Linked DNA regions of Mus musculus: region 2 is linked to region 1. The links are chromatin contacts, found by Hi-C or POLR2A ChIA-PET in ENCODE. All regions are on one chromosome and are shown on one strand. The core of a region is the stretch at or near the end of the contact, and the rest is flanking DNA. Distances in the headings are between cores, read along the strand shown.

Region 1 (5,186 bases), core at 689-3,188:
AAAGGTGTGTGCCACCACTCGTGTCTTCCATTAAAGACTCTTTACCGCCTACTTGGAAAAGTAACGAAACAAAGCAAAATTTGAGTTCTGATTATTGGTACGCCTTTCCTCGGCTGCGGTATGGAATGTCTTTATTCCCAGTAAAAGCCCAATCGGATAGAATTGCCCATCTTGATACCCGAGGAATTAGTCATCATGATTCCAGGATTACCAGCCTTTAATGTTTTTCCTTTAAACTGGTGTTACCGGCACCTTTGGTTCTTTAGGCAACTGGTCAGTTTAAGACAAATGTGATGATGAGAAGACCCAAATAAGCAGAGCTCTCAGGTAGAGCAAGCTGCAGGTGAGCTTTTCTATGTCCAAACTCTTTCGTTTCCAAGTAACGTGAAACTCCACTTCCCCCAGTAATGAATGAATCCAACCGGTGAACTTTGCTCCGGAGAGGAGTGACATCTAGAGATAGGAAAAGTTCGGGAAGGCCGGGGCTATGAGGCCCTGTTTGGGAGGTGCCGAAAGAGCACTGGGCGGACACGACATTCCCGATGGCTTCTTGGGTGCCCACTCAACGGGAGTGATCGTGTCATTCCAAAGCACTTTCCATGCTGTGGTGTGGGTTCAGCTGCTAGCAGGGCTGGGACCCACCAGCAAGTTGGTGATTTTAGCTACTCTCCCTCCATGAAGACGGTTGGGGTGGGTTTTCCCCAGGAAGTGAAGATCTATCTTTAGCGAGCTGCGGGCTGGGCGGCCTTGTGGGACTCACCGCCATTGCGGCCCTTCAGAGAGAGGACCCAGGACCTCCCTGGTCAGAGTTCTCCAGGGATTCCAGACAGGGCCATCAGCCCGAGCTTTTTTCGTCGCCTCTGACTGCCACCATCAGTCTGGGGGTGCACCTGAGAGATGGAGATCAGAATGGCCCAGTAGTGTAGTGTTTCTGAGAATAGAGACCACATTATCTGGGCCAGGGCGCTGCTCAGGCAGGAGAGCAGGGAACGAAATCCAAGTGCAGCTGGAATGCTCTGGAGACAACAGCTGCTTTTGGGATTCCGTTGCCCGCTGTCCAGCCATTGGAGGAGGGCTCTTGCTCCCAGGTCACTCGCCCTGAGGCCAAACCGGAACCCGCCCATCCCTTCCCAGTGGGCTGAGTAGGAAGGAGTAGGTGTTTTAAACCAGTCTAGTGAGAATGAGACGCTCACCTGGGCCCCAGAACAATAGAAGGTGGGGGCATCCCCCGGGACGAGGTCCTGATCCGGATTAGATCAGAAGGGCTGGATTAGCCCTGTGAGTCCCAAGCAGGAGCCACTTGTACCGGGCAGGCTTCGGAATCCGTCAAGAGGGAAGCGATTCCGTGAGACCCGAGAGGAAGTAAACCCATGTGTCCACTTCTGGGACTCCCCAAAGCTTAGGACCTTTTGTCTGGTGACGGTGCCAGCTCATGAAGTGCCAGGGGCCAAACTGGCCCACATAGCAGCGGCAGGACAGCCTCCCCCCAAGCCCATTGCAACCGGCCCTGCAAAGAACCCCACAGCCAAGCCCCATTTGTGTCAAGCATCCCACCCGTCTAGTCCAGCGGATAGAGAACGCGACAAAGTTCCTCTGAGGCCAGGACAGAACCGGTGCGCAGAGATGCCCATGCCGCGGGACGCCAAGGACTCATGCGCCAGTAGGCCCTAGACTCAGCTCAAGACAGGGGGAGGGAGACTCTCGGTACGCGCGCGCAGAGCGCGCAAGGGCGGGGTGGTGCTCCAGGCGCGGTCTACTTCACGTCTGGTCCGGTTTGGCCCAGTCAGTCCCACTCGAACAGCTACTCCAGCACTGCCACGGCGTGCCCTTCCGCTGGCTCTAGCTGTCCCCAGACTTGGAGCCATTTTAAGGAGAAACCATCTGGCCACACCCCCTCGCGCTGCCGGGAAGCCAATCCATGCTCGGCCACGCCTCTCATGGAGCGCTGCGCCGTCGCCAACGGTCGCGCTGGTGACGGTTGGGGAAAGCAGCGATTTCGAGACTAGCTAGGGAAATTTTAGCCATCTGCCCCGCCCCCGGAGCCCGATTCTCCAAAGCCTGGGATTAAGGGCCTGGAGGCTGGCACCACACCCTGGCCAGGTGTTCATAACAGGACCAGGTGCGCAGCTGCCCCGCCCTGGTCCCTGGGAGCCCGAATAATGGCTGAGAATCCCAGGAACAGGCCGCGGCAGTGGCCTAAACAATACCCTTAGGGCGCCCGTACTAGCAGGTGTTTTTCCCCCTCCTCCTTAGGGACTGTCGCTGGAGGCATGGGGCGGGGTGGGCGACAGGTGCTGACACACCCGCATGGGGAGACAGAGGCTCTGCATTGGCCTACTGCGCCGTTCAAGGTGCGCGGTGCCCTCCGGGACGCAAGGGGCGCTGTGGCTACTTTGAGACAGACAACTCTGTCCCTACGACCGGGTCGTTAAGCGCCGTTGCAGCCATGGCTACTGCTCTAGGATTTCGCTGCCTTTTCCGAACGCGACCTGCGCCGCTCTGTCGGCACGTCGACCGGCTGTGGTGAGCATCCCCTGTCCAGCCTCTGACCACTTGGCCTCGGACCTTTCAATCCCGCATAGTCCGGCCGGGCCACGACTTCCTGACTTTAGCCCTCCGCAGGAGGAACCCGCGTCGGGGACACCGGCTTTCTCCGGCGGACGATGAGTTATACCAGCGGACTCGCATCTCACTGCTGCAAAGCGAGTTCCCTCAGGCCGTGTACATCGACAGCTACAGTAGCAGAGGCTTCACTATCTGCGGAAATCGCGTGTTTGGCCCTTGCGTGCTGCTCCCACAGACGGTGGTCCAGTGGAACGTGAGCCTTCTCCCCTACATTGAAATTTAAATAGCGCCAGAAGCCACTCCCTCCTAGCAAATTTAGCTTTATTTTGTTGCCTATTAGTGTCGCTGTGAGTAAAGGCTGTATAGATTTGATGTGTTGAATGGCCTCTGCTACCATACAGGTGGGATCTCATCAGGATATCACTGAAGAGAGCTTCTCCCTTTTCTGGATGCTGGAACCTAGGATAGGTATGGGGCAGTGGGTAGCACTGGGTCCTAAGTGACCACCTCTCTATCAGACCCTCATCGTTTGGTTGTCTCCACCCTTAGAGATTGTTGTGGTGGGCACTGGAAACAAGACTGAGCGGCTGCACCCTCAAGTACTACAGGCCATGAGGCAGCGGGGAATTGCTGTGGAGGTCCAGGACACGGTAGGTCGTTGGACGTGACAAGTCCACCTAGTTCAAGCCTACTCAGCCCAGGCATGCTAATTCTCATGCTGTTCTCCTTGCAGCCCAATGCCTGTGCCACTTTCAACTTCCTGTGCCACGAAGGTCGAGTGACAGGAGCTGCCCTCATTCCCCCTCCTGGAGAGACTGCACTGGCTTCTTTGGGTCAAGCCTCAGAATGACACATCAGGAACCATCAAGGAGGGCACTGCATGCTCTCAACGCTTTCTCCACACTTGTCATGCTCACCCAGGATAATAATTTATACTCCTCTTACATATTTTTGTTGCTCAGTTTGGCTGCTGACGGGAAGGGGGACGGGAATGACTAAGGGTTGTTTTCACCCAGACAATGTAGGATATTCCCTGGTCCCTTAAAGGCTAGGAGGCAGATTTGAGGAGACCCCAATAGCTTTCCCAACTTCTTTAGAAGTAGAACTACAGGTCCATGAAGTCCACAGGGCATGGCCCAAGGCTCTGTCACAAATGAGACTATGCTATGAACATGTGTGATGGTGGGGACCACAAAAACTGCAAGTGCCCATTGAACTCAAAGATCAGTTGTCACTTTTTTTTTCCCAAACTTTTATTGAAAAATTCAAGGCATATACTGGATCTGTTTTCAGAAAAGCCGTTTCTCGTACCTGTAGGGAGAAACCATCTTGAGTTTAGGAGGAAGGAGAATGTCTGAGGCTGGCACAAGCTTCCACCCAAGCATAGGGGCTACTTACGAATGGAGGCTGTGGACGCCACCTTCCACCTGAGCAGAGGATGTCCTCTTCTCAAATTTAAGCTCCCCCGAGTACATCATGGCTCTGTGGAGAAGCAGGTATTAGATGCAGATGCAGACAGTAGCTGGCCGCACACCACTCCTATCCCCAGCTACCCAAGCTTACCTGACTTGGGTTAAACTCTTGGCACCAATGTCCTGACAGGAATGCTGGATGCCAGCAATCAGGTAAGGAACGAACTTGTGGATAGACCCCTTGTCCTGCACTGCCCCTGAAACTCCTTGGGCCACTTTGATTTTGTCAGCTTCACTGTTAGATGAGGTAGAGACATGAACAAAGTTGACAAAGGGCTGAGAGCAAATGGCAGGATTTGGTGGGCTGACTTGTCTGCCTGTCTCACCTGAAGTATCGGTTCTGGCTGCTGAGATGTTTGTCCATGGCATCAAGAGAACCCATACCTCGGTATTTCTTCAGCCGGATCCCATCTGAGAAGAAGTACTCGCCAGGGGCCTCAGTGGTGGCAGCCAGGAGGGAGCCCATCATGACTGGGGACAGACAAATGAAGTTAGAGGCATGATCTGAGAAGGGCAGGAAAGGGAACTCTAGCAAGCCCTAAGGTTACTAGGCCTTACCTGTGGAAGCCCCAAGAGCCAAAGCTTTGGCAATATGACCCACATTTTGGATTCCTCCATCAGCAATAACAGGAACACCAAAGCGACGGGCATACTCAGAGACCTTGTACACTGCTGTGGCTTGGGGCCGCCCACAGGCCAACACTGTTGAGAGATGGAGGGACAGATGGGTGTGTAATACTAGGATAAGGGGATGCCAAGAGGCTACTCACAGGACCCAGTAGCTCTGAAAGACACCTATACCAAGTCCATAGCCGATGAAGAGATGTGTTTGGGATGGCTGCTACCTATCTGCCTGAAATAGTACAAACACCTGTGCTGCCTTCACCTCTGCATGTGCTCGTGCATGTATGTGTTCAGGGCCCAGGGCAGCCTCAGGCACATGCAGCTTATAGCAGCCGGGAAGCCCCGCCCAGCTGGTATCAGATGGGGCAAGAATCACCGTGCAGTTAGTATCTAGAGATGCCAAGTCAGGCCTTGCCTTTCCTGCATAGTGAACAGCTCAGGCGGGATCAGGGCAGTGATAATAGAGAGAAGGAGTTGAAGAAGTGGTTGTTGAGCCATGCCTACTGCAGAGTATGTGGACAGAGC
Region 2 (5,186 bases), core at 1,852-4,351, 1.3 Mb before region 1:
CATACCACACGAGCACTCTATCACCGAGTTTGCACTTTATTTATTTATTTATTTATTTATTTATTAATTAATTATATGTAAGTACACTGCAGCTGTCTTCAGACACCAGAAGAGGGAGTCAGATCTCATTAGGGATGGTTGTGAGCCACCATGTGGTTGCTGGGATTTGAACTCGGGACCTTTGGAAGAGCAGTCGGGTGCTCTTTGCACTTTGAGACAGGATCTTACTACATTGCCCAGACAGGCCTTGAGTGTCTGATCCTTTCGCCTTAACTTCCCGAGTAGCTGAGACCGCAGGCCTGTGCCACTGGGCTTACTTAAGGAAAACTTTCCTTCTAAGTAGAAAATTTTAAAGTAACGAATACATACTTTTCTTTACTGTCCAAGGGCCCAGGAGAATCTAGACAGAAACCTTTGAGAAATAAAAACAAAATTCTTAGGAAGTAATACACATTCTGGTGTTAAGCAACATTTCCTAAGTGCACCCATGGATCCTCTATTTGCAAATACCATCAAGGGAAACAAGATTGAAGAGGCCAACTAATATCAAGATTGACTGATTTTTTTTTCCCCAGATAGTACTGACCCCTCTAAGTTTTTGTGGAGTTATTTTTTCAAATGTACTCATTTAGGGGTATGAAAAATACAACCAGGTAAGTTCAGTTCCAAGGGGCCAATCTGGTGTATATAGTGACACTGTGTCTTCAAAAAGTAGCGTTAGAGAGATGTTTCAGAAGAGCACAATTGCTCTTGTAGAGGACCTGAGTTCAATTCCCAGCCACCACATGCTAACGCCAGTAACTCAGTTCCAAGGGATCCGACACCCTCTCCTGGCCTTTGAGGAAAGTACACACCACATGCACACACGAGAGGCATGTGAGCCAACATCCACATATATAAAAGCACACATTAAAAAAAAAAAAAAGAAAAAAGAACTGGAATAAAGATTTGGCGCTTCTTCTCTTCATAAACTGTCTCAGGAGCTTCCTCTGTACTCTACTAAAGGGTGTTTGTCACTTCACACCACACCACACCACACCACAATTTCTATGTGTACTGTTGCCAATTAAATTCCTAGGCAAGATGCTTCCCGAATGGCTGACTCCAGATGAATGTGAAGGCTGAACGGACACCTGGAGTGGTCAGGGGGATGGATGGTGGCCCATGCCTTTAACCACAGCACTCAAGAGGCAAGAGGCCAATGTGATCTACATGGTGAGACCCTGTCTCAAAATAAATAAATTGATTTAATTAAATTCTTAAAAATAAGTGGCTTAGTGGTTAGTAGCACTTGGTGCTCCTGTAGAGGGGACAAATTCAGTTCCCAGCAGCCATATCAGGCAGCTCACAATGGCCTGTAACTCCAGCTCCAGCGGCTCTGATGCCTTCTGATCTAAACACACACGAGCACATACATAGACACACATGAACAGTAATGGCAATACCTGAATCGGTCGATTCTGAGGAGCCCATTCTCTGTAGACTGCTGTTATTTCTCACTTCCATTTTCTCACAGTCACTGAAACCAAGAGAGGCACCTCCACATGAGCAATTTCTAGCACATGATTAAAAAAAAGGTGACATACAGGCCACGAAGTAGCCAGGCTGCCACAAACCATCTTTGAGAGACCAAGCCAAGGACACCCCACTTGGCCACCCAGAATACCCCAGTTGGCATTTAAACAAAGAAAGGAGTGAGTGGTTTGGCCTTGGGCCACATTGTCAGACAGGCCTGTGGCAAGGGCTGGGTTTCCTTAAAGGAGAGCCTCAGTCTGAGGTTCTGAGTGAGCCAGGAGTAAGGGCAAAGGTGACTAGGCCAGGAGTCCCAGCTTTTCAGGGTTTGCAAAAGTTGTAAGACAAGTTTAGGAGGCGAAATACCCAACATCGAAGGAAAAGCAACTTCACTAAAAATAGTGTTAAGCATTTTTGTTAGTGATAGTGGTGTAGGACTACAAAGTCCTCGAAGATTTCCAATATGGAAAAGTTAGGTAAAAAGTGATAGCTTAAAAAAGGTAGTAGATGGGTAGATACAAGAAACGTGCCGGCCAGGTGGCTGCATAGATTTTACACAAATGCAAGAAAAGAAAATGCCACGTCCCTTTGTTGAGAAGGAACAAAGCTTACAGGAAACTAAGATCCGGCGCGGGTGGTTCAGCAAAGAGGGCCTAGGAGGACCCATTCTCACCCTCCCTCCCAACCCCCATAAGGGTAGATTCCAAAGACTTTTCTGGAATAGAGACAGCGTAGAGAGAAATCTGAAAGGGGTGAACAAGACAGGATGCCCAGCAGGCTTCCTCGATCTCCGCGGTCTGGCTCTTGGCTGAGGATAGCCCTGGACTATCCGAACGGCCTCTCCCGCCCAACATTCCGCCCGGGAGGGAGGGTGCACATGGCGGGCCCTAGCCAGGCCATTCCGGGTCGGAGCATCAGAACCAAGTGGACAGACTCTGTTTCCTGCTGGATCATCCCGAGGGCCGACCAGAGGCCAGCGGCCTGGGGCATCGCTCGCTGGTCTCTCACCTGCCCAGTCCTTCCAGCTGGTCCATGGTGACCGTCAGGTTGGTGACAGGGGACAGTCCGCCAGCAGCTGACGCGCCAAACAGCATCTTCCCCGTGGGCTGCGGCGCAGGCGTGGGGCTGCAAGCGAAGAACAGGCGGCGGCGGTGGGGGGGCTCCGGGCCCAGTTCCATGGCGCCGCCGGGCCTGCCCGGACTCCCGCTCCGTCTTCCTCCGCCTCCGCTGCGCCGGGCCCCGCCCCGCTGGCACCGGCTTCAGCCGCGTGCCACGCCACCAGCGCCCGCGGGTCAAACACAAACACGACCCCGCGGTTCAGAGACGCGGCCGCCACGGGCAGCGGCGCGGACCGGCGAGCGTAGGGGACTCGGCAGGCGCCAGGCACAAGCACCGGTGCTTCCCTCTCTGTCCCGCGAGGCCCGCAGGCGGGCGGGCGCCTGCAACCTCAAGATTAAATCCAAACAAACTCCGTGGAGGAAGAGTCTTGAGACCACCGCTCCGACTAACTCGCCTCACTTTTTTTCTCCCTCCTTGCTCCGTAGCCGGCTCGCAGAGAAGGAACCTTCACTTCCCTCACCACCAAAGTGGCCTTAGCGTTAATTGCTGCACACTCAGGATAGCCGCCGCCCCGCCCCTTTCCTAGTTGGCGCCAAACGGAATTCACCAATCAGGAAGCAAACTTCTCCTCGCTCCCGAATGACAGCTGAGCCGGACCAATGAGAAGGAAAGGAGGAAGCGTCTCGTGGGCCTCCTCGAGGTCACGCCCTCTCTCGGTGGGGGCGAAGCCTGAAGAGTTGGGAGGTGGCTGAAATGAGAAAGGAGTCAATGAAACTTTCTGTGGGGGCGCTAGTCCCTACCGAAAGGCCCCGCTCTTTTTCAGTTGCATGCTGGGTAGTGTAGTTCCTACAGCGTGTGCTACACACCTGTCTGAGCTACTGAGCATAGTGCTGTGCACTTTTTTTTTTTTTTTTTTTTTTTTTTTTTTTTTTTTTAGGAGACAGAGAGACTAGGGAAGGCCATCTGGACCAGGCGTTGGCTCTTCTCTAACTGTGTGGTACAGTACCATGGATCCTGGATCCCTCTTTTCCTTCACAGGACTTCAGGCTCTGATTTTGTCTTTCTTTTTTTCTTTTTCGAGACTGGGTTTCTCTGTGTAGCCCTAGCTGTCCTCGAACCCGCTCTGTAGACCAGTCTGGCCTCGAATTCAGATCGATCTGCCTCTGTCTCTGCCTCTCGAATGCTGAAATTAAAGGCATGTGCCACCATTCCTGCTCCAGACTCTGATTAATTAATTTAATTAATTTTTGAAATAGGGACTTTTTTTTTTAATAGCCCGGGCTGAAACAGGAGTAGTTGAGAGCTATGATCCACAGATAGCAAGCAGAGAGAAGGGGGTGGGGGGAGGTGGGATGGAGAAAGGAAGAGGGAGAGGGAGGGAGGGAGGGAGGGAGGGAGGGAGGAAGAGAGAGAGAGAGAGAGAGAGAGAGAGAGAGAGAGAGAGAGAGAGAGAGAGAGAGACTTTGCCTGGTGTGGGTTTTTAAGAACTCAAAACCCACTCCCATCTACACACCTGTTCCAACAAGGCCACACCTTCTCTAAAATCCCTCCCAAACAGTTGGGGATCAAGCATTCAATCATATGAGCCCATGGGAGCCATTCAAATCACTGTAAAAGTACTAGGCAACATTTAGTGTTTATGTACATGACAGTGTTTCATGTGTGATAACTCTACTAGTGTACTTAATCTTTACAAGTCTTACATCACAAAAATAATTCCAGGAGGGACCAGAGTGAAGGGAAGGTAGTTACTTTATTCACTATTTAGATGAATAACCATTATATCACAAGACATGGTTATGGGCTTCTTAAGTATCTTCACTATGGCCATATTTGTGATTCCATATATTTTTCTTTTGAGACAGGGTCCCGTGCAGTCAGGCTGGCTTTGGACTCTCTATAGTCAAGGATGGCCTTGAATTTGATCTCCCAGTTCACCACTGAACTTAGTTTTGTGCTTGTTAGGTAAACACTTCTAAGTAAGCTACATCCCACCCTACCCCCATTGAGCTTCCCCAGTTACATTGCTCAAAGGATGTAATTTGAGCTGGGGAAGGTGAGAAATACCTGCAACTACAGAATGTGGGAGTTGGAAGCAGAAATTTAAAGTCACCTTCAGCTGCACAGGGAGTTCTAGGCCAGGTGGGGCTACTTAAGGCCCTTCTCAAAAAACAAGCAACACCAAAAAAAAAAAAAAAAAAAAAATGTAAAGCGGGGCGTGGTGGCGCACTCCTTTAGTCCCAGCACTCGAGAGGCAGAGGCAGGCGGATTTCTGAGTTCGAGGCCAGCCTGGTCTACAAAGTGAGTTCCAGGACAGCCAGGGCTATACAGAGAAACCCTGTCTCGAAAAACCAAAAAACAAAAAAAAAAAACAAAAAAACAAAAAAACAAAAAAAAGAAAAGAAAAGAAAAGAAAACAACAACAACAACAAACCTAAGCAACAACAACATTAAAAAAAAAGTCTTGGAGCTGATAAGATGTCTCAACAGGTGAAGATGCCTGTGAGCCAAACCTGATCTTTATTTTTCGAGACAGGGTTTCTCTGTATCGCCCTGGCTGTCCTGGAACTCACTCTGTAGACCAGGCTGGCCTCGAACTCAGAAATCCCCCTGCC

The links. A loop is a pair of places that touch in the nucleus more often than their neighbours do. ChIA-PET counts read pairs that join two places held with the same protein, here RNA polymerase II (POLR2A).
Region 2: a map of T-helper 1 cell shows a loop between it and region 1 (4-fold over the local background). The contact joins the promoter of Cdc25a here to the promoter of Ndufaf3 in region 1. A Hi-C loop is called at or near these places in 1 of 37 maps with a recorded cell type or tissue (T-helper 1 cell). POLR2A ChIA-PET finds 5 or more read pairs at or near these places in 1 of 5 experiments (embryonic stem cell).

The regions. Positions count from the first base shown.
Region 1 is chr9:108,564,188-108,569,373 of GRCm38, reverse strand. Ndufaf3 (NADH:ubiquinone oxidoreductase complex assembly factor 3) reads left to right here and starts at 1,938. Exons shown (of 5, transcript NM_023247.2): 1 at 1,938-2,523; 2 at 2,623-2,818; 3 at 2,967-3,033; 4 at 3,115-3,215; 5 at 3,299-3,787. The coding sequence starts at 2,447. The coding sequence ends at 3,415. It overlaps Mir191 (microRNA 191), which reads right to left and starts at 1,055; the gene lies at 982-1,055. Impdh2 (inosine monophosphate dehydrogenase 2) reads right to left here. Exons shown (of 14, transcript NM_011830.5): 10 at 4,596-4,739; 11 at 4,364-4,508; 12 at 4,129-4,272; 13 at 3,964-4,047; 14 at 3,797-3,876. The coding sequence ends at 3,855. Mir425 (microRNA 425) reads right to left here and starts at 597; the gene lies at 513-597. It also overlaps a transcript of Dalrd3 not described here.
Region 2 is chr9:109,873,494-109,878,679 of GRCm38, reverse strand. Cdc25a (cell division cycle 25A) reads right to left here and starts at 3,101. Exons shown (of 15, transcript NM_007658.3): 1 at 2,521-3,101; 2 at 1,446-1,519; 3 at 370-412. The coding sequence starts at 2,690.